Regions from separate parts of the Homo sapiens genome. Here all the other regions are linked to region 3. A link is a loop called in an ENCODE intact Hi-C map of the cell type or tissue named here. Cell type or tissue: CD4-positive, alpha-beta T cell. All regions are shown on one strand.

Evidence for each region. Hi-C counts contacts between places; a loop is a spot of excess contacts. Peaks named below come from ENCODE experiments on the same cell type or tissue, not always from the same donor. Only the 100,000 strongest peaks of a DNase experiment are listed, where the experiment ranks them.
Region 1: it touches region 3 in a loop (2.1-fold over the local background); 5 of 110 quality-filtered maps call a loop at or near these places.
Region 2: it touches region 3 in a loop (18-fold over the local background); 24 of 110 quality-filtered maps call a loop at or near these places.

What each region holds. Positions count from the first base shown.
Region 1 is chr15:28,786,767-28,794,766 of GRCh38, reverse strand. It overlaps the pseudogene LOC100289656 and the pseudogene PDCD6IPP2. Among named protein-coding and RNA genes, the nearest start is that of GOLGA6L7, 58 kb to the left of the region's middle. In CD4-positive, alpha-beta T cell, CTCF peaks have their summits at 173, 405 and 4,964; no DNase peak of the experiment used is centred here; H3K27me3 peaks cover 429 bases.
Region 2 is chr15:28,870,463-28,878,462 of GRCh38, reverse strand. No RefSeq gene overlaps it. Among named protein-coding and RNA genes, the nearest start is that of APBA2, 12 kb to the left of the region's middle. RefSeq lists enhancers at 762-1,382, 1,383-2,003, 2,004-2,624, 2,625-3,246. In CD4-positive, alpha-beta T cell, CTCF peaks have their summits at 4,363 and 4,564; a DNase peak (open chromatin) is centred at 4,532.
Region 3 is chr15:29,086,462-29,094,461 of GRCh38, reverse strand. It overlaps APBA2 (amyloid beta precursor protein binding family A member 2), which reads right to left. Exons shown (of 15, transcript NM_001353788.2): 7 at 1,242-1,387; 8 at 149-184. Among named protein-coding and RNA genes, the nearest start is that of NSMCE3, 180 kb to the left of the region's middle. RefSeq lists an enhancer at 6,627-7,128. In CD4-positive, alpha-beta T cell, a CTCF peak has its summit at 3,744 (motif pointing right); DNase peaks (open chromatin) are centred at 3,751 and 4,531; H3K4me3 peaks cover 946 bases; H3K27ac peaks cover 588 bases.

The DNA of each region.
Region 1 (8,000 bases), 300 kb after region 3:
TCAATAATCCAGACATGACTTAACTGAATAGACTGACCAAAACTAAGATAAGTATTTATTCTCAAATTAAACATAATGCATTATTAATAAGGCTCTCCAGAATTTTTCTCAGCACTTTTCAGTATTCTGAAAGGACTCAATACTGCTACTTATATTTTTCTAAGTACAAAAATATTAGAATCCAATCTTCTTACGTCTTTCCATTGACCCAAGCTATTACAATACTTCCCCAACTGAAGTCCATCTGAAAACCTATCCTGTTTTAAGGTAATGAATCACAATTATTCAAGGTGAGAGAAACTGCAGGGGGCAGTATAAGCATGATTTCCAACATAATTCTTAAGATTTAGGAAAATTCTTCCTGTTAGTGTAAGCTTAACCTTAAACTATTAACATGTATTTCAATCAAAGAGTCCATAGAAAAGTTAATTGTTAAAGATAATTGAAATTCTTCCACAAATTTAATAATCAAAAGTTGAGGCCAGGCACAGTGGCTCTCACCTGTAATCGCAGCACTTTGGGAGGCCGAGGTAGGTGGATCACCTGAGCTCAGGAGTTCAAGACCACCCTGGTCAACATGGTGAAACCCCATCTCTACTAAAAAAAAAAAAAAATACAAAAATTAGCTGGGTGTGGTGGTGCATGCCTGTAGTCCCAGCTACATGGGAAGCTGAGGCACAAGAATCACTTCAGCCTGGGAGGCAGAGGTTGCAGTGAGCCAAGATCGCACCACTGCACTCCAGCTTGGGCTACAGAGTGAGAATCCATCTCAAAAATATATATATATATAAAATAAAATAACTAAAAGTTGAGGTGTGGGATGCTCTAAAGTCACTTGGGGAAGAATTCTATGCTACCATTATCCTTATGACTTATTCCAATCAAAAATAATAGAACAAGAAATTTTTTTCCTTTAAATTCATATCCACACTCTTAAAAAAACACAAGTTATCCAAAACTATAAGTCCACTTACTCAGGAGAAACTCATTATTTCAAAATGTATTCTTATCATTTTTAAGTATAAATAAGTAAATCCCTTAAAAGTCAGATTCAACACTAGGGGAAAATAGAATGAAATATTAAACATGATATATAAGTATGACTTAGGAAAATTAAAGTTATTCTAAGATAAAAAGAGAAACTTAATTTTATTCAGTTTTGCATTCATGGTTGCCATTCTAGTATATTCTCCAGCTACTCAATAACCTTCTTTCCCAAACCTATGCTGATTCCATGCAAGTAATTTCCAACTAACAATTGAATTAGTTAAGTTAGATGAAGCCCTCTTTGTGTGTCTGTTTTGAGTAAAGGTAACATTTGGTGGTAAATACATCTATCTTCTTTCTTATGTCATTTTTCTCCTCTGATCCTCAACATATAATTAAACTTTCTTTGATGCTGTAAAACTTGTCATTAATAGTTACCATAAATATTCATCTCATACATACCACTTCCAAAGCACCTCATAACTGTAATAATTGCTAACAGTTATGGGTGCTTACTACGTACCACACACTGTTCTAAGAGACTGTCCTGTATTAGTCATATATGAACTCAGTTAATCTTCACAACTCTGTGAAGTGGGAATTATTATCCTCATAAATAGGGAAACTGAGTCAAGGACAGACTGTGCCACACCCATGGACACATGGCTAATGACTGGTAGAGCTGGCATGAAATGTATCAGTCATATTAGGAGGGCATCACACATCCCCATGTAAGATTCAATAGAACTAGGTGCTCACCATATTCTTTCACCTTCCTTGACTACATTAGGACCAATCTGACATTACCAAGAGAAATTAAAATCTACAAAGCATGATCAAAAGCTCAGGTCCACAATTAAGCATGAGAATATACAGAAAACACGGCTAGGACTTTTGGTAAACACCTGGGCAATTTTCACAAGGAAAGGCATGAAAGGGTGCGTGCCCTGGTATGAGCGCCTGAATACAAGGGCCACAACCCAGTCAACCTGGAAATGTCGCCTTTAACTATCATCTCCTCCCTCAAACTCATCATTGTTTCGTCATCATGTCTTACTTGATTCCCTAAGGAGTATTCTCAACCAGAAAAATATTTTTCACGATAATCCTCTCAACTGATAGATACAAATCTATCTTCTCCAAGTTCGAGCAGCAAGTCAATCTTCTGAAGACCTCAATATCCCCTGCACAAATTCATCAAGGGTCCAAATCAAGAGAACTGAGAGGACCTCACTCTAGAGTATAAAAAATTATGGCAAACGTGAGAGCCTCCCCACTCAATTATTCGATGTCCACAGTAAACTGGGGACAAACCTAACCATAACACTGGGACAAGGCACACTTCACAGCACACAATTTCAGGGTATATATCTAACTGTTAGGTTCGTGAAGAATCTTCCCCTTCTACTTTAGGCACTTCTAGACAGTTGGAATTTATTTTTAAACAACAGAACATACATCACTTTTTGGGGGTTAACTTCAAGGATTTTCCTACTGAAAATGAGAAACTTCAGTATCCAGTCACTAACTTTTGTATTCATGAATCTCACAAAAAAAAAAAAATCAAGAAAAGGAAGGAATTTAACCAACTTTCATATTACTCAGAAAAGTCACCAATGAAAACAACAATATCATAGGCTTCTTCATAACTGTGCTAATATTGGTGGGCAACACTGGTCATATAATTTATGGTTGACTAACTCAACAGTTTCATGTCATTTAAGAACAATAAAGATAAACTCACAAGTATTTTCAATAAAACAGAGAAAAGAAATACCTCAAGTTCCACCAGTGCTGCAGTGACTGCGTCAGTTGCAAGAGCACCCGCCTGCAGCTTTTCAATTGCCTATGAAACCAAGGGGAGAGATTATTCATTGCAAAATCACAACTTCCCAAACTTTCCAAAAGCTTAAAGAAGTATGGGAGACACTTAGATTAATAAAAATTGACCACTAGTTCCATTCCATACTTTAAGACATAAACTACTCAGATTAAAAACAAGCAAGTGTTTATATTCAGGTTAATTGGTAATATGGCTCACTTAATATTATTCAAATTAAAACAATAACATCTAGCTATTAAATGAAAAGTACAAGGAATTTAGTAAGCTTAATTCATTGTAAGGCTATTCAAAATAGCCACAGAAATTGTATGACCCAGTTTGGTTCAAATATCCTGACAATTCGTATTTTATATAGATAACTAAATCTCAAACGAATCATTTCTCCTCCCCGTTAATACTCTCCATACCTAAAAAGAAGTGACTCTGAGTCACAGGGGCGCCGGAATCTGAGGATAAAAGCACACATTTGACAAAAACATTTTGGATACTATAATGTAAATTCTAAATCAAGATGTAACATATTATTTTGTAATATAAACTACACAGAATAAAGGTCTATAAAATCACCTGGCCTTGAGCATAAATTAGGAGAGGAAAAGAGAGAGAAGGAAAAGTCATTTATAAATGATTTATTAACATTTCAATTTAGTCAACAAAGAGAAAGCTCAAAAACTAAGAACTGTATTCCTAATTAAACTTTTAAGAAGTGTATTCATTGGAAATATTAAAGAGGCTAAATATACAATTCAAATGTATTAAATTTCTAAGACTATAGTTACATAAAATTTATTTTCAGATGATAGAAAAATTTCACACTTTGAAAAATAAGAAAAAATATAAAACAGCTTAGAGAACTTTTAGCTTTATTGTTATAAATTTCAAAAGAACAAAATCCCTGTAACAAAATATTCTTATTTATAGGGCTTCATTCATAAGAAAAAGCTTGAATCTCTGATAAAGTATAATCTTTTTAATGTTATGTAAATATCAACGAAAAGAGCAGAGAGAGACGCATATTTACTCGATATACAATATTCAACTAGATCCTATTTGCATAAAAAGTAATGGAAGGTTTGCCTACAAGACTAGTAAGAATCAAAATAAAAAACATTTCTTCTGAGTCCATTCCTGTCCCCACATTAAATATTCAACAGTTTAGCAAAACCTCAAAAACCAATGGGAAAAAAGCACAACTGAGTACAAGGGCAAAGCTGAACTCTGGAATGACAATGAACTTGCTATGATACAAACTACGTGATGAAAAACAGAATGAAAAAGTATAGGACAATCTCTCTTAAAAAAGCACCCATTTTAATTTTTTTATTTATTTTTTTCCCTTCATGGAAAAACACACTGACTGCCTTCAAGCTGTTTTCTCTATCCTTCTGTCTACAGAAGTTCAACATCGTTGCAAAGATTAAAAGAGATATGATTGTGTGCCCACAATTACAAAAATACAGACTTTAATCTGGGACGTGGGGAAAGAGCTAAGCATCATGTGGAGAAAGACACAAAACAACACAAAACGATCCCCTACAAAAACAAGCAAAATAATTTTGTAGTCCAAACCGGAAGACTGCCCTAGAAATGAAACTTTTAAATGTTGAATTTCTTTTTTTTTTTTTTTTTTTTGGAGTTGCATACATTTTTTTAATCCAAAGAAGTCAGCCTCCTAAGTATTGCTTAAACAGGTTTATCAGAATTAAGTAGGCACGACACTCATACTTTCAGAAAAGCATTTGCAGCCAGGGGAGTAACGTGGCACTCACCAGCATGATATCTGTTTTGCCAACTTGCTGAGGAACGAGTAACCTGAAATGAAGAAGCGAGAATCTCATCCTCAGCCCCCCAACAGCTTCCTCAGCTTCTTTTTATTCTGAGTCACTCCCTGAAACAGTCGCTGCATCTAAGACCAGCCTCGGGCTAAACCCAGCTGGCCTGAAGGCTCAACTCACATCAAACAGAGCTGGGAGTTGCTTTTGCGTGTGTCCGCAGTTTGAAGTGTCCTCTCCGAAGGTGAAGTGGAGGAAGCAGGTGCGCTCTGGGATGAAGTGCAGGGAGGCAAACTCTGGCTGGGTTCCTGTAAACATCCATGGCAGTTGCAAATAATGAGAAGCCGAGGCCAGGCCATCGGTGTGACGCTGCAGGCAGATGAGGTCTTGGGACGCCCCTTGCGTTCCCCCTTCTGTGGGAGCAGGTGCCTTCCCAATCTCAGCACTCAGTCCCAATCTCTCTTCCACTCTCCTGGGTCCAAACAGGAACCTCTCTGTTGGCACGAAGCTTTTGAGGGTAGCAGGCAGGCCTCGGAGGCAGGGGAGGGTCTCCTCCTGGGGAACCATCCCCGTCCAGATGGTGCCCCCAACCAGCTGCTGCGGCGCCATGATCTGGGCGGCTGGTCCAGGGCGTGGGTTGCGGATCGTGGAGGGAAGAGGGGAACGGCAGTCGAGACCCTACTCCAAGTACCCATCAAAGACGTCGAGCTCCGAGTCAGCATCGTAAAGGCCCGAGCCGGGGTCGGAGAGCACGCCGAGGTCCACGAGCGCCTGGTCCATGTCCTCGAACAGGAAGACGAGGCCCACGTTGAGGACGATGTACTCCATGAGGAAGGCGTAGTACAGGATCAGCACATTGACGAAGAACAGGCCCACGTAGAACATAGAGGGCAGCAGCGGCGGCGGCACGTAGGGGACCAGGGGGCCCAGTGCGTCCAGGTGGGCCGCGACCCGGGCGCCGAGCATGCAGCCGGTGGCAAGGGCGGCGGCGGCCCGGCGATCCCGGCGAACTCAGCCGCTGTGGCGCCCGGGCCGCCGGCGAGGGCACAGCGCAGCCATCCAGGGGTACCCTGGAGCCCGACAGAAGCAGGGCCGGGCTCCAGATGTCCCCTGGCAAATGCGCCCCGACCCCCGAAATGCGCCGGGCGGGTCACCGCACCCCGAGATGTGCCCCCAAGGCTCTTTCGACCGCCCTGAAGTGGCGGGCCCCCCTGAAGTGGCCGGCGGCTGCCCGGCTCCCTCGAGGCGCCTCCCTGGCGCTCGCAGGGCCTCGCAGAGCCGGCGGGGATCCCACCGCGGCTCAGTGTCTAGGGCCGGTCCCGGCAGCCCTCTCTCCCGCCCGGCCCCGCAGGTCCTAGCGTCGCCCTCCCCCCCGCGCCCCTGCAGGCCCAGCACCCATGGCTGCGGCCGCGGCGTCGCCCTCCGAGTCGCGCTCAGAGCCACTGCTTTATGTTCAAAACTGAAAAGCATAGATGATACACATTGCGTTGATACTCTCTGACAAGCTCGTTTGCATACATGTTTATATTCCTTGGCTTTGGATTCAGAATGATAAACTGCACCTATAGTAGAAAATAAAATCCAGTTGTTAATTGTTAAAATATCAAGAGACCTTGCTTATGTTATATAAATACTCCAATAAACTGATGCTGTCCTAGTAAAAAACAAAACTATTGCCCTAACTGTATGGAGTTTTATGATTTCTTTCTCCAATGTAAGCCTTTTTAATACCATGCCTTATCTCCGTTTTCAAAAGCTCTTTTCCTGCCAAAAGCCCTAAAAATAGCTCATGTCCCCAGAGGCTTCACCAAGGTCACCTCCCCTCTTCTTTTCAAGAAGCTTTTTCCAAATCAGGAGTTCTTTTGATCTGGAGCTAACAACCCAGAAGGTGTCAGGGACAGGGTCCCTCCAGGTTCCTCTCTGCTGAAAGCCCCTGCCATTTGGGAAGTTACTGTTTCAAATCCAGAATTCATAAGAATAATTCAGAAAGCTGGATTGCTTCTGAACAACATTGGAAGTTGAGGCATCTTACATCTCACATGTCCACAACCACCACCAATTGCACCATTCCTAACCAAACACTTCACGTCCTCTCAATAAAGTTGCTAGATTAGTCTCATTTCTTAAAAAGCTGTTTTTTGACAAAATGGGAGAAAATTTTCGCAACCTACTCATCTCACAAAGGACTAATATCCAGAATCTACAATGAACTCCAACAAATTTACAAGAAAAATACAAGCAACCCCATCAAAAAGTGGGCAAAGGATATGAACAGACACTTCTCAAAAGAAGACATTTATGCAGCCAAAAAGCACATGAAGAAATGCTCATCATCACTGGCCATCAGAGAAATGCAAATCAAAACCACAATGAGATACCATCTCACACCAGTTAGAATGGCGATCATTAAAAAGTCAGGAAACAACAGGTGCTGGAGAGGATGTGGAGAAATAGGAACACTTTTACACTGTTGGTGGGACTGTAAACTAGTTCAACCACTGTGGAAGTCAGTGTGTCTAGATCCTCAGGGATCTAGAACTAGAAATACCATTTGACCCAGCCATCCCATTACTGGGTATATACCCAAAGGACTATAAATCATGCTGCTATAAAGACACATGCACACATATGTTTATTGCGGCATTATTCACAATAGCAAAGACTTGGAACCAACCCAAATGTCTAACAATGATAGACTGGATTAAGAAAAGGTGGCATATATACACCAACGAATGCTATGCAGCCATAAAAAAATGATGAGTTCACGTCCTTTGTAGGGACATGGATGAAACTGGAAACCATCATTCTCAGCAAACTATCGCAAGGACAAAAAAACAAACACCGCATGTTCTCACTCATAGGTGGGAATTGAAGAATGAGAACACATAGACACAGGAAGGGGAACATCACACACCGGGGACTGTTGTGGGGTGGGGGGAGGGGGAGGGATAGCATTAGGAGGTATACCTAATGCTAAATGACAAGTGAATGGGTGCAGCACACCAACATGGCACATGTATACATATGGAACTAACCTGTACTTTGTGCACATCTACCCTAAAACTTAAAGTATAAGAATAATAAAATTTTTTTAAAAAGTTGCTTTTTGGTAGTTTATATGTAACACTGTAGTTCTATATGTACTTGCAAATAGCTATAGTACCAGTAAAAAATGTGATAAAATGAAACTCACATATGCCAAAAATACTTTGATTTAGCGCTTCATTAAGTGCATGATTATCTGCATCTTTTGATTTACCTATCTTTACAATTTTCAGCTGAGATACTTAGAGGTCACATAGTAAATTAAGGTTTTCTTTTTTTAAAATAATCTCCATCTTTCTAAATTTGGTGAGTCCAGTAAGTTATTTTTGAGATGTTGAAATCTGTGGCTTTGT
Region 2 (8,000 bases), 220 kb after region 3:
GTGGAAGGGTGCCATAAGGAGCAGCTTCACAATGGCTAGTGCTGGGCTGCACAGTGGCTTTCAACGTTGCGGGAGCTCGCCTGATGGCCCTGGTGAGCCACACGTGGGAACTCTAAGGACAACTGCACAATGTGGCTTCTCCATGGGCGCGAGACCGTGACCTGAATGACCTCACCCCAGGCTCCCAGTTCATCTCACCTGTTCTTCAGTCCTGCTCGCGCTTGGCTTATACAAAAGACACCACGTTTCCTAGTCTCATCTGAGAACTTGGGGCCTGACCCTGTATGTCAGTGGCTCTCAACTGGGGGCGATTTTGCAATGATCTGGAAATGTCTGCAGATGTTTTAGGCTGTCACAACTTAGGGGAGTGATGCTACCAGCATCTGGTGGGTAGAGTTCAGGGATGTTGTTAAACATCCTACAATACAGAGGACAGGTGCCCACCCACTCAATGAACTGGTCTAAGCCAAGATATCATGTCAAGATGTGCTGAGATTAAGAACCACTGCCATTTTTTTTTTTGAGATGGAGTTTCACTCTTGTTGCCCGGGCAGAAGTGCAATGGCACAACCTCCACTTGCTGCAACCTCTACCTCCCAGGTTCAAGCAATTCTCCCAGATAGCTGGGATTACAGGCAAGCGCCACCACGCCTGGCTAATTTTGTATTTTCATAGTTTCACCATGTTGGCCAGGCTGGTCTTGAACTCCTGACCTCAGGTGATCCTCCCAACTTGGCCTCCCAAAGTGCTGGGATTACAGGCGTGAGCCACTGCACCCAGCTCCACTGCCATAGTATCTTCAAATATGTCCATTTATTTACATGGAAGAAAGTCTTTTTTTTTTTTTTTTTTGAGATGGTGTCTCACTCTGCCGCCCAGGCTGGAGTGCAGTGGTGCCATCTTGGCTCACTGCAAGCTCCACCTCCTGGGTTCACGCCATTCTCCTGCCTCAGCGTCCCAAGTAGCTGGGACTGCAGATGCCCACCACCAAGCCCGGCTAACTTTTTTTTTGTATTTTTAGTAGAGACAGGGTTTCACCATGTTAGCCAGGATGGTCTCGATCTCCTGAACTTGTGATCCGTCCGCCTTGGCCTCCCAAAGTGCTGGGATTACAGGCGTGAGTCACCGCACCAGGCCAGAAAGTCCAAATATATAAAAGTTAATCACACGTAGTGAACGACTTAGAACGAGAAAAAAACATTGCTATATTTCCACAGTATGGGACGACAGAGACCCAGGTAGTGATGGGGCTGTGGCCCTAGCCTTGGGGGTCCAGCCAGAGACTCTGCAGGAAGCCCACCCTGGATGAGGCAGGGCTCCCATGCAGTCTGCCCAGTCGTCCTGCGCCGCTGCTCCTGAGCAGAGTAGGCACCTGTAAGTCATATCCGCCATCCCATGCCTATCCTCCCTCTCGGTACCCCCAACCCAGGCCTGGAGAGGATCATCCCAGATCCAACAGCAGATGCTGTCCCCCACCGGGAAAAGGAGAGGGCTCAGGGGACGTGCATGCACTCTTCTCCCAGGGGCATAGTTGAGTGCCTGATCCACTGGGCGAGGCCCAGGGCCTCTGCCTGGCCAGGCCTGAGGGACTGCAGTGCTGGGTGACAAGGACAACCCTGATGCCTGCATTAGGGCAGATGACAGATAGGTGGTTACCCGGTGAAGAGAAAAGCTGCAGGGAGGGCTTCCTGGAGGAAGTGTGCAGGCTCTCAATGTGGAGCCCACCCCTCCTGCTCCTCCTCCACTGCCCTGTCCTGGGCTCTGTGCCTCCACCTCCTCCCCAGTGCCCCCCCCTCCACCCTCACCCTGCACCAATGACCACACTGGGTCTGGGCTCATCTCCCTGGGTCTGACTGCCTGTCTTGAAAGCATTCCTGGAACCCTTTACACAGAATTTAGTGACCCCAGGAAGCCGTCTTAGAGTTTCCAGAGCGAAGGATTTGCGGCATTGTTCCCCTGCAGCGGGGTTGCTTTCTCTCTGCTGTGGTCTCTTTGATGCTTTCTCAAAGATGCTTTTGTCAAAGCCACCCCCCACAGAAAGCCAGGCCTTGGAGGCTGGGAGTTCCAAATGGGCCAGCAGTGGCGCTCCCCACCACCCTAGGCTCCGAGGCAGGGGAGGGAGGCCAGTGGCCCTGCTCCCCACTGCTCCGTGAGGTCCCCGCTCACAGCCTTCTCAGTGCCGGGAGCTGTTGCCCTAAGCGTGCTTCCCACGGGGCCCTCGGCTCTCCAGGAAATCCTTCACTGACTGCCAACCCACTGGGCCCAGTCCTGAGGGCTGCGTGCTCATGCCAGCCTGCACTGGCCTCCCTGGCTTTTACCACAGCTTGCAATCCTTTATTTGCATGATTAGCAATTCTCTCTCTCTCTCTCTCCCTCCTTCAGAGGGACTGTACCTGCTTGGACCCCCCACCCCACGCATCACAGCTCATGCCACGATGCCCAGATATGAGGAGGCCCTAAGTATAGGTTCTGATGACTGAATGAATGAATGAAGAAAAATATTTCAGAAGCACTTCAAGGCCTTCTTGTTCCCAAAGATCTGTCTTATCAGCCTTGCATAGTGCCTTCAATTCCCACCGCTGATAATCTGTTTAGAGAAGGCATTGTGTCCAGCTGGGCCCTTCCATCATGGATCATAGGTTGATTCATAAGCTCAGTGGGAACCCAGGGGCTTCAGCAAAGATTGGCAGAGAGGACAGAAGATGGGGCAGGGACTGGGGACAGGTGAAGAGTTCAGACCCAGACTTGGTGCTGCACTGCAGGGCTTCACCCGACTCCAAGCTGTCAGCCTCTCCTGGGGAACTGGATGGGGGCGGGGACTGACTCCAGGCTGGGGTCTCACCAACTTCCCAGGCAGCAGGAATACTGGAAGAGTCTATCCCAGGCCTCATTTATTTTGCTGTGAAGGCATTCACCTTATGCATGTGCCTTAGAAATAGGCCTTCCCAGGCATGTTGGGATGAGATCGTTCTCATAGGTGTGGAGGCAGCAAGAGAGAGGACATGGGAAGAACGAGCCTCACCTTGTGAGTTCCAGATGCCTTCAAGTCACAGACACATGCTTCCTCTGGCAGGAGGCGCTGGGGAAAGGGTGGAGTCTTTTGAGTTGTCTGAAGCTCATTCTAATTATTGGTCCCCCCCAACCCGACTGTTACTGAGCGACACCTTTTCAGAGGTGCTGGAGGTGTCAGTTCAACCACTGCAATAGGACCACTCAGGATCAAGTTTTCTTTTCTTTTTTTTTTTTGATGGAGTCTCCCTCTGTCACCCAGGCTGGAGTGCAGTGGCACGATCTCAGCTCACTGCAAGCTCCGCCTCCCAAGTTCACGCCATTCTCCTGCCTCAGCTTCCCGAGTAGCTGGGACTACAGGCACCCGCCACCACACCTGGCTAATTTTATGTATTTTTTTTTAGTAGAGACAGGGTTTCACCGTGTTAGCCAGGATGGTCTCGATCTCCTGACCTCGTGATCCTCCTGCTTCGGCCTCCCAAAGTGCTGGGATTACAGGTGTGAGCCACCATGCCAGGCCAGGATCAAGTTTTCAATTGAGAATCTGTCGCTATTTTAATCCTGTACATAACCACAGGGTTGTATTATGCTTGGGAATATTTTGTGCATTTAGGAGACCAAGTCAGAAATTTTATGTAAAGACACATGCAGGCCAGGCGCAGTGGCTCATACCTGTAATCCCAGCACTTTGGGAGGCCGAGGCAGGTGGATCACAAGGTCAGGAGATTGAGACCATCCTGGCTAACAGAGTGAAACCCCGTGTCTACTAAAAATAGAAAAAGAAATTAGCCGGACGTGGTGGCGGACACCTGTAGTCCCAGCTACTCAGGAGGCTGAGGCAGGAGAACGGTGTGAACCTGGGAGGTGGAGCTTGCAGCGAGCCGAGATGGTGCCACTGCACTCCAGCCTGGGCGACAGAGTGAGACTCCGTCTCAAAAAATAATAACAATAATAAAAATAAAGACACGTGCTAACTACTACTCGGCTCAGGAGAGTCCAGGTTGTGCCATATGTCATCAATTTTAAGACACTCTATGTTTTACATTTTAGCACCTGCTGAATTGTGTCCACACACACACACACACACACACACAAATCAAAGTCCTAACCCTCCAGTAGCTGTGAATGTGGCCTTGTTTGCAGAGAAGGTCTTTGTAGATGATTGAGTGAAGTTGAGGTCATGAGAGTGGGTTCTCATGCAATCTGCCTGGCATGCTTATAAAAAGGAGAAATTTGAACACACAGAGACAGTTGCACGAAGAAAAAACAGAGTGGACACATGCAGGGAGAATGCTGTCTACCAGCCAAAGAACTTCTGCAGCTACCGGAAACCAGGAGAGGGGCCTGGAGCAGAGTCTCCCCGCAGGCCTCAGAAGGAACCAACCCTGTCTGCACCTTGATCTCAGGTTTCCAGCCTCCAGGACTGTGAGATAATAAACATGTGCTGTTCAAGCCCGCAGTTCACAGTACTTTGTTCTGGCAGCCCCAGAAAACCAGACAACATCTCTGAAACGAAGGCACCAGCACCACCTGGCAGCCGACATCAGTGTTGCCTGCCCCATCCTGTGGGCACCCTCTGCCAGCTTTTCTTCCAGGCCTGTACCTCCACTCTCCTTGGATAATTACCCCTCACACGACTGCAGTGGCTCCACCCTCACCAGCAGAACGCTGGCATTTCCTGGGAGTATACAGCTCCTTTGCCCCCAGGCCTGGAATGGGAGGAGGAACATGGAAGCCTTCTTACCCTGAGGTGGGACAAGCGCTGAGCAGTCACTGACTCCGGAGCTCCCCAGGGGATCAAGCAAGGCTGGGAATCGCACCTTCCTCAGTCTCTTCTACCATCTGTCCTGCTTCTCTAGGGAGTTACTTGCACTGGGATGTTTATCTCTGGTTCTGCTTCTAGGGCACCAGACAGACCCAAGAACCTTGGTAAGGAAGTGGCCTGTGAGGCTGACTCTGAGGCTGGGATTCTAGAGACAGGTGACTCGCCAGGCAGAGGGCAGGAAGGCCTGAGTCCCAGCAGTGAGTGGAGGGCCGAGACTCCAGCACGCTCCCCTGGCTGCAGCTCTGCCAAGCTGGAAGCCAAGTGGAAGGGCATGCCCTGAATGGGGCAATATTTCTGATGATTGAAGCCAGGAGGGAGGTGAGAGAACAGCATAGGCTCAGGTTGATTGACAACCCACTGAAGGCACATGGCTGCATGTGAACTCCTACAGCTGGAGGAGGAGACCTGGCCCAGGTCATGTGAAGAGAAGCAGGACTTCAGCGATGGCCAGATACACGGCCTCAGCACTCTCCCATGCCAGTCAGGACTCTGATAGGGAAGAAGTGGAGCCTCCTTTCGGGGGGGCCCTGAAAGACAGTGGAGAAATAGAATCCTCCCATGGGCAGAGCCTCAGGCAGAGCGCCTGGTCAGTCACTTTGAATGGAGTGAGGAATGGCCCAAGATTAGCTATATTTATGGGCAATAGCAAATAGCTTGGCTGCTTAGTCAGGGTCTAAGGAATAAGGCTGGACATTTTTGACAAGGTGGCCACATGTGGACGGACCCCTGGGAGTGAGCACCACGTAAAAGGTCGTGATATTGCACATCAATGCCCACCAGAGAAGAAACATGAAACCACCAACCAGGCAGGCAAGAGGACTCATCGGGTCAATGTCTACCAATGCCTCCCCCTCAGGCAGCCCAAGGCTTGCACAAGGGGCCTGTGAAGAGTGGCCATGGTGGCAGAGAAGGAGGCTATGGATGTCCCAACAGCATGGACTTCCTCCCACCAAAGCTGAGCCAGGACTATCACTGCAGAATGTCCGATCTGTCAGCATCACAGACCGTGCTGAGCCCCTGTCAGCCACCACCCCTCAAAACCACCAACCAGCCTGCTTAGTCCATGTGGGGTGCTGTAACAAGCTATCATAAACTGAGTGGTTTCTAAACAAGAGAAATGTATTTCTCACAGTTCTGGAGGCTGGGAAGTCCAAGGCCAAGGTGCTGGCACATCCAGTGCCTGGTGAGTTCTTGATTTCTATTCATAGATGGCGCCTTCTAGCCATCCCCTCACATGTTAGAGAGGCAAGCCAGCTCTCTGAGGCCTCTGTTGTAAGGACACGAATCCCATTCATGAGGCCTCCACCATCAAGACCTAATCAAGTCCTGAATGCCCAACCTCATAAACACCATCATATTGGGAATTAGGTTTCAACATGCAAACTTTTTGGAGACACAAACGTTCAGACCATAGCACACTCAATGGCAAAACAATTACACGAGACCTCTTCAGCTTTGAAAATTACAATTCACCCTGATTGGGGTCGCCATATATTCCAGAAATAGATTTGCATTTTTTGCCAGGACCACTAGTTAAGGATTTACCAACGTGGGATCCTCGGACCCATGACTGCCTTTCTGGCAAGGGCAGCGTAGCAATGGGAACGTGGCCATAAGGTCCACACCCATGCTCCCGCCAGATTCCACACCAGCCAGAAGTTTCTGGCCTGATGGAGCGTAGGCTTAGCCTTCTGAAGTGACAGGCTGGCTGTGTCTGTATCCAAATTTCTTTTTTTACATAAGGACATCAGTCATTGGCTTAGAGCCCATCTAAATGACCTTATTTTAACTTGATCGCCACTGTAAAGACCCTATCTCTGAGATACTGGGAGTTAAGACTTCAACATAAGAATATTTATAGGGACAAAACTTAACCTGTAACATGGAGGGAGTTGTTCAATATATCATTTATAGCCTCAGGACCAACTGCAGCCACAGGTCTGAAGCTCATCCCACGAAGCCTCCCAAGCTAGATTTTCCCCATAGACAATGACTGTTTGTATATAATGAATTAATAACAACAAGAGGTTAAGGCTGGCATCTTCCCCACTTAATCATTGGACATCCATGCCCATAAGTCACTGAACATCTGAGATAATTTGGGCAAATGATTGAGCTATTCCGAGAGAAGGGCTATTCAGGACTTCTACTCAGAGTGCCACTTCCTGGTATGTGACAGATGGCAGAAGACACGACTCCTGGAGAGGAGTTGAGGCAAGACTTCCCTGGAGCCATCTCCTAGGTTCTAGGGGAAGGTGAGTGTATCAGTATCCTGCCGCTGCTATAACAAATCACCACAAACTCCAGGGCTTAAAACACAAATGGATCAGTCCACAGTTCTATGGGTTAGAAGTGTGACATGGGTCTCAATAGACTAAAACCAAGGTGATGGCAGGACTCTCTTCCTTGTGGAGGCTCTAGGAGAGATGACTTCCTCACCCTTTCCAGCTTCTTCTTTTTTTTCTTTTTTCTTTTATTTTTTTTTGAGACAGAGTCTCACACTGTCACCCAGGCTGGAGTGCAGTGGCGCTATCTCGGCTCACTGCAAGCTCTGCCTTCCAGGTTCACGCCATTCTCCTGCCTCAGCCTCTCGAGTAGCTGGGACTACAGGCGCCTGCCAATGTGCCCAGCTAATTTTTTCGTATTTTTAGTAGAGACGGGGTTTCACCGTGTTAGCCAGGATGGTCTCGATCTCCTGACCTCGTGATCCACCCGCCTCGGCCTCCCAAAGTGCTGGGATTACAGGTGTGAGCCACCACATGCAGCCACCTTTTCCAGCTTCTAGAGGCTGTCCACATTCATCTGAGTAGACGCAGGTGGAGTTGCGAATCTTGAACCCTGAGCCTGTCTGAACCCACGTCTTTGCTTTGCTGGTGGAAACTGCCAGCTCTCCCATATCTAAAGAGCTTAAATACTTAAATACAGCTCTTACTTAAATACCCTGTGGTTGCTCTCCTCCCTGGACCAGGTCTGAGAGTGGGCAGCGTCACTATTGAGATGGTTCCCCTGGTTTCATGGATGATGGTGGAATTCCACAACGGCAGGTAGCAGTTCTGAACCACCAAAGACAAGGGGGTGTATTCGTTGTAATGGGCAGGAAGACAGAGATCACCAGAACGCTTTGACCCACATGACCTTTGCCAGTTGCTAATGGGCCTCAAGGAAT
Region 3 (8,000 bases):
TCTAAGATTCACCTACCAAGGGAAGAGGAAAAGCTGCTTTGCAACATTATTTAGATCCCCAGGGGAACCCCCCAGCCCCCACTGCCCAGGACAAGCCACGGAAACACAAGCAAACAACACTGTCCCAGGGCCTCAAGGCCCTACACACCGCTTTTTTCTTGATCTTAGCAGCCTTTTGCATCCTCTGACAGCATGGAAGAGAAAAGAAAAACAAGTTGGCACAGAGAGAAGGAAGGTGCGTGAGGTTATGTCACTTTGGTGGTTGATGCCCCCACTCTCAGGTCTGGTGCCTAGCAAAGCCCAGCAGGGACGGGTGGACAGCCATTGCCCACTTCAAGCACACACACTGACCAAGAGAAGCCCACACAGGTGTCCCTGGAGCGCTAGAAATGACTGCCAACCACCCCATCTATGGAGGACAGGAAAGATGCCATCAGCCGGCAGGAAGGGGAGCTGAGCTCCAGGCAGCGGAGCAAGGCAAGGGTCTGGGATGGGAGGGCCGGGCCTCTGCTGAGAGGCACTGGCCAGCAGGGCTCAGCACTGCCCTGGGTTACCTGGCTTTCTCCTGCCCACCCCGGATGGCCTCATGGTGCTTCTCTGCTTCTGTTAGAGGAGGTTGTGTATGGTGAGGGCTGGGGAGGAGGTTGCTGCCATTTCTCACCCCTGGGCTGGCGGGCCTCTGCAGATCCTGTCTTGCTCAGAGAGCTGAGACCTCAGATGGCTGCATCCCCTCCCCGCCGACCCCATTTAATTTTGCTGACGTGGCCTCATCTTCCCCTTGCCCGGCCTCACCCGATGTTCAAAACCAGACAATCCAATGAGCACTTAGAGCTACAAGCAGGTCAAAGTTTTTCTTGAGGTCCTGAATTTAAATAAAACGTGATTTATTTTTCACCCTTTCTTGAAGCACTCTGAATGGCACTAAAAATACACATACTGTTGAACTGGGATTTGGGATTGTTTGATGACTAGAATGCTTTGGAACGATGATCTTTAAAGGTCGTATTTCTGGGATTCCGTGGGCCTCTTGTTAAGGAGCTGGTTGCCTCTGCCCAGCCAGCTTTCTCCCAGCCAAGGCGCAAGCCTCCCTCAGCCTCGTTGGCACCTGGGCCGCTCCTGCCCCCTGTGCTGAGGGCTGTGCAGTCCGAGCTGGAAGAGGGCCTACGCCCCGCCATATTCCCTCCTGCTAGTGCCCCCCAAAGTGTGCGGGCATCCGCGAGGGGCCCTCGAAGCACCTCTACCTTGACCCGGCTGACGGCCTCCTGCGCTTGCATCATTCTGATGTTTTTGGAAGGGTTCCGTTCTGATAGCAGCTGGGTGGACCCCAGGTAATTGGCAGCAAAGATGATCCCGTCGATGAGGTCTTCTGGTTCGCAGGGCCCTGGAACTGAAGGAGGGCACAGAGTCAGAGTCTTCCTAGAGGAGAAGTCCCCTGAACAAAGAACTTGCATGCCTGGCCATAGCACAAGGAACACGGCAGCCAGGATGCGGGGCAAACTAGAAGGGCCCAACCATTGCCATCTGCAGCCAGCCACGGGCGGCCGGTCTGCTTCCCTCACTACCCCGTGCTGCAAGTAACTGCGCGAAATCAACACTTGGGCCAGAAAACTCTGCACAAACAGTGTCAGGAGGACAATGCCAGCATTCCAGTTGACTGTCACTCAAGATGACAATCACAGGCTGCAAATCCAGAAGGCGTCACATCCCAAACACAACAGCACTTTCCATGCCTTCCCCACAGCCCCGGAACTCATGCTGGTGACCTGAAACTGTGCCCTGGGCTTCTCCTTGGCCTGTCCTTGTGCATCTGTCCTGAGGGGCTCCTGCCTGTCTGTAGCCTCTCAGGACACCCGTGTAGCTCCTCACACCCATCACACCGCAGGCCCAGGCTTGGCAACATCATGCTTGTTCCATCTGCTGCCCCTAGACCATCGTGACCCAACAAACTTCCTGCCAGCCACAATGGAAGGTTCTATCTCTGCAGTGTCCAATACAGGATCCGCTACCCACATGTGGCTTTGAGCACTGGCACTGAGGCTCCTGCAGCTGAGGGACTGGACCCATTTCTTGTATGTAATTTTAATTAATTGAAATATAAAGAGCCACATGTTAGAGTCATATCCAACCAACCCCCAAGTCCTGTCCATGTTGCCCACAAACCAATCTTGAGTGGCTCCTATGCCAGACAATAAGGCTCCAGCTAGGGGTGGGCAAACCTTTCCTGTAAAGGGGGAGATGGTACGTGTTTTAGGCTTTGTGGTCTCTGTTGCAACTATTCACCGTTGTACCTGAGGCGTAAAGGTAGCCGTAGACAGTATGTAAAACAGGAGGTGTGGCTGTGTGCCAAGGAAACTTTATATGCAAAATCAGGGGGCCAGGAGGATTTGCGATTGGGGCTGCAGTCAGCCGACCTCTGAGCTATCCTAGACCGTGGCTTGGCTGTCCTCTCAGACCCATGTTGGCCATGTCACCTGCTTTATCCCTCCCGACTGCCCACCTCCTGGCCAGAGCCCCTTCCACTGGGGATTTTGGCCCTGGCTTCCTGGCTCCCCTCCTGCTCCAGCTGGCCCCTCCCTGAGTCCCTCCAGCATCACGGGCCCAGCCATCCTGCACTTCCCCAGCCCTCGCGCCAGCAACCTCCTGACCTCTTCCCTCCCTCAGCCAGCTGATCCCTGGTCTCACCTCTAACCCATTCTGTTGCTAAAATCATCAACTGGCCCAGCTTGGGCGCTGCCATCCACCACTTCAATAACATCCGCCCAGTATCCTCAGTTCCCTGACCCCAGTCCTGTGTATCTGCCCACAGGAGTTCAGCAAATCTCCAACCTGTTTTCTCTGGACCTGAGGCTGGAAAAAGCTGCCCAAGAGGGCAAATGAGTGCCATGATAAATGTATTATAAATTCTTGACCCCAAATGCCCCCCAAACAACCTCACAACTCTCATCTATCTCTCTGGGAAACTCAGACTCTTCCTCCATGCAAGAGTTATTCCAGACCCCTCCACTGCCTCAAACTCCTGGCTGCCCCTCCCTCACCTGCTCAGACAGACCAAGTGGGGAGCTTCGCGTTGGTGCTCAGCCCACTTGGCCCTCCTTCCTGCTTTCCTGGGCAGTAGTGGGTCTGCGTGCCCCTGGGGTCAGAGGATCACCTGTGCTCCCAGCCGTCTCTCCCCACAGGGACCCCCATCCCTCCCCTGTGCATCTAACTGAGTCCTATCAATGGGGTCCTCCCACGGCTTTTAAATATCCTCCATTCACCCCTTGCCCTGGAGCCGATAAACCTTCTCCCAGCTGGGCAGGGCTGCAGGCACCAATGTGGGGGACTGCGGGATTCAGGGGTGGCACCAGGGGAGGAACCCCTGTCCACCTGTCTCTCAGAGGGTACACCGGGATTCTCCTGTCACCAGGAGAATCAGAGGCAGCCCCACAGAGGGAACAGGACCCATCTATCCCAATGCAGTACCCCCACCATACCCTGGCGCTTCTTCAGAGTGAAGTGTGCACATCTGCCTAGCTGGGGGGCTTGGAGAGCGTGTATGACAGCCCTGGCTGCCACAGGCTCGCCAGACATGCCCTGTGCTGCCTTTTATGGCATCTGGCTGTGGGGCTGGGAAGGCTCCCAGCGCCTGAGGTAGGCCTGTTTCTACTACCTCACACCACCTTGCCGTCCCCAGTGAGCATGGCTCAACAGGCACCCCCCAGTGAAGCCCCAGTCACCCAGTGGGGCCCAATGCAGTGGCTCTCATTGACCACTAGATGGCGTCACTTTGTTCTGCAGGAAAGCTCTGGTTCTTCCAGGCGCCCCAGGTACCCCAGCCTCACAGCCCCAGCAGGTGAGCAGGGCCTTGGGCGAGTGTCCTTATGTCCCCTCTGTGGCAGGGGCTGCCTGGCACCCTGTCAGCCCCAGGCCCTGGGGAGGCTGGGAGGCCAGCCCTCCCTTTGGAATCTGACTCCTACCTTTCTAGGCACTGCCCCTTGGCTTCTCCCTCGCCAGCCCCCAGGGTGGCCCTGGTCAGTGCACCAGACCCTTCTGAGGTTCACATTTCCATGTTGACCCATGTCCTTGAGTAGATTTGGGAAAGACTGGCCTCGTCTCCCCCTGAAGTGAGCGTCAGTAGCTCTGGGGCCCATCTGGGCACAGACTGCTGTGTGTGAAGGATGCCCCATCCCAGGCAGGGGGTCACCACTGGCACCCACGGATGCCTGCTTCCGGGATGAGGCCAGTGAAGCACTCAAGGGCCTTGCTGCAACTCCAGCCACCACCCACCTCTGCCTGGGGGCCTTCCATGCCTGCCTTGCTCTTTTGTTCAGCGAGAAACAATCGAGTCCAAGGTGGCCCCAGCATCCTGCCTCCCACTCACACGCACCACGGGAGGAGAACCCAGACCCAGAGAAGAGTCCAGTGGGGGCGGCATGGTGTGGGGAGTATATCAGATTCATGGGCACAGCTCTCAACTTCCGCAGGAAACGCAGAACCCAAATCTAACAGCTTCGTTAGAAAATGAAAGCAGCTAGCCCTACATGTTTGGGTAGAAATTGCTGTTATTTTGCTCAAGTCTTGCACTGACCCTAAGCTGAGACCACCAGAGGGAGACAAAATGACAAGATAATCAAGATACAGGTTTAAAGATCTTGTCTCCCCAGAGAGTGATTTATCCTTTTCACACCGTATATCTTACTCACATAGGCATATGCACAGTGTATCTGCACAGTCTGGAGAAGAATAAGGCGCTCCAGGTTCTCCCCTGCCAGAGGAAGCCTCTGTTTGAAACACCGCTTAGGAAAACCCTAGGCCCTCTGGAGAGGGAAGGGGAGGGGAGTCCCACAGCTTCAAGCCTGAGGGTCTCCACTCCTGCCACCTTTGAAGAAAATTATCCTGAACATGGGTGGTGGACAGAGGCTTCTAAGGTGCCAGTGTGGCCCCAGGGGGTCTCATTAGCTCCAAGACCTGTCCCTGTATATCCTGGGGGTCTGGGAGGAGGTGGCTGGGTGGAGCTGGAGCACAGGTGTATGTGGGAGTGTGGGGGTGCATCCACAAGGCCCGCTGCTCTCTGCAAAGGCACGGAGTCTTGGAGTGCAGCCCTCATGCCCAACACACCAGACCTCTGTGCAACAATGGTACAGTTCCACCCAGTCCTCAACCACGCCATGAAGCAATCTCAGGGTCCCAATTTTACAAATAAGGACCATCTAAGTGGGTCACGTGGCTTTGCCCAAGTTCACTGTCATGAGTTCAGGTGCTCAGCATTTCTGAACCCACTGTATAAAGACCGGTGTTAAGACAGAAACATGGAGCTCACAGGCTACACAGTGAGGCTGACATCAGTCCCACAGCCACAGAACAAATGCATCAGGATGGGCCATGGTGAATGCTCAAAAGGGAGGCTATGGCCCTGGGAAGGAAGGGACAGGGAGGCTGCTCTGGTGAGGAATTTGGGGGTGGCTGCTGTTTAAGCTGAGGTCTGGAGGAGGAGAAGGAATCAACAAGCCATAAGGCAAAAGGAGGAGAAAGCCTCCCAGGCTGAGGCGGGAGCAGGTGCAAAGGCCCTAGGGTGCAGAGACAATGACACCTTAGAAGATCTATAGGATGTCTGGACTGCCGAGGCCTAGGGCATGGGCCAGCAGCTGAGACAAGTCGAGGGTGGGGAGGAAGCGCTGGCCAGATGTGAGGACCCTGGGGCCACGGGTGACAGGCCATAAGGACTGTCACTCCAGGGTATCCATCAGGGAAGTGGCCCAACCACTCCTTCATTAGAAATGAACTCTGGCAGAGGGGCAGGCAGCAGAGAGGAAGAAGGGAGAGCAGCTGAGAGGCTACTGTAGCCATCCCAGCACATGAGTGGTGATGATGGTACGGACAGGGTGACAACGGAAATGGAGAGACAGCAACAGATGGGGATTTAGGGGTCCATCAACAGGACGGAAAGGTGGACTGGAGTCTGAGAGAAGATGAGGACGCTAGACAATGGTTGCAGAGCTCGATGGACAGACCTGCCCCTCACTGAGAAAGGGTGCCTGGAAGAGGACTGAGCTTGGGTTGGGGATTCCAGGCAAGTTTAGTGGCAGGAGCCTGGATGCTCAGTAGGCGGCTGGACTCGGGAGTCCCGGTTAGAAAAACAGATTTGGGAATGAACCATCTGCAGGTGCCAAGTGAAGCTGCAGGCATGGATGAGTCTGCAAGGAAGGTCATGGGCAAGGGGGCAGGATGAAGCCCCAGGACTCTGCTCTGCTAAGTACCAAGAAAAGAAGGGGCTTAGAAAGGGAGGCCTGCCCATCTACACCCATGCTAGCAGGAGGCCAACTACAAGGAGACCTCGTGTATTGGGCACAGTGTCAAGGAAGTCAGTCGTGACCTCAAAGAGCTGTTTCAGAGGAACCGGGGCAGGAGCCAGAGAGGGGGCTGAGAGGTGCAGGGGAGGTGCAGACAATGAGGCTGCCACTCCCAGATTCCGGCTGTGAAAGAAAAGGGGCAGGTAGAGCGGGGTGGTGTGGATAGATGCAGGGTGGGACAGACGTGGTCAAAAGCCAGTGGAGGGGCGAGCAAAAGGGACAGGAGACAAACGACATCAGATCGTGTGAGGTTCCAAAGTGCAGACGGGACCTGGCCTCAACTGGGAGGAGGGGCTGCAGCTCTAATGGGGCAGGACAGGACTGGGAGGAGGCGAGCCACCAGATCAGCAGGAGAGCCTGCCCCCTGAAGTGCCCCCTAGGTCTGGAGTGGGGAAAGGAGGCAGGAGTGGGTGAGTATCAGAGTCGTGTAACTGGCGTCTCAAGTGAGACCTTCTGCTGCAGAGCTAAGGCGTGGCCTCCAGGCCCGACTCTCCAGTACTGCCAGGGCCTGTGCCTTGAGATGCCCCCACTGAAGGTGACCCTATAATATGGCTGATACGAAAGAGAAGACACCATCTGAAAATCACACCTATGGGACATTCACCAGGGAGTGGCCACACCTGGGCCTGCAGCACAGGCTTTGTCACTGATAAAAGGGATTTGGGGGTTCCACAGTGTTGAACTTTAGACACCCAATGAGCAAGATTAAGTCACTGGATGCTGGGAGGAAGAGAAGCCACAACAGAGAGTCAGGGAAGGAAGGTCAAAGCCAAGCTCAAGAAAACGCACAGAGTTGCCCAAGACAGATCCTAACCCTTGCAGTGGGGAGAATGACTTCCCAGAAAAAGCATAATAAATAATTTTTTTTAAAAAAAAATGGCAAAAATGGGAAAAAGCATATGCATAGGCGGTTCACTGCAGCAGCACTATTTGTAATAGCAAAAACCTGGAAACCACCCAAACACTCCTGAACAGGAGACATCTATCCACACAGTGGAGTTCTGCAGAACATCCTCTCCATGCTCCTGTGAACAGCACAGAGCTGTGGCATCACCGCCAGGGTTTAGTGTGAAGTGAAGAAGGCAAGATGGAGATATGGGAGTCTAATCCACTACCATTTACCTAAGAAAGGGGAAGACATGCTTACAATAAAAATATGTAAAATGCTCAAAATGGTTACCTATAGTGGAAGGGAAGAAATTGGGAGGTGGGGGGATAAATAGGGGAAGAAACTGACCTCTTTGCATACATCCTGTGTTGTTTATTTGAATTTCATACCATGTAATTATTTTATATAATTATAAAACAAAATTAAATGGAAAAAGCAAAGTCCAAATAACTAAGAGAAAAATGAAACCAATGAATCTAAAAGTGTATCCAGTTGTGATCTATTCCAAAATATTTTAAAACACAGTTGTCTGACTGTACATCCCTTGTGGGATGTATTCTAAACACAAAAGTAAATGCAAATAAATCATAATCTGTATCTACAATCATGTGTCCTTGGCAGTGTTTGGTATTGTTATTCTGAGACTGCTGTAAGCTTAATGGAATAAAACCAATGCAAAATTATGCTGGTGTCCTTGAGAACAGGAATTTGGGGCACAGGAAAAAGAAACTACAAATGTTAGAACCTATAAACCTGACAAAGTATCATTAGGAATCATGACG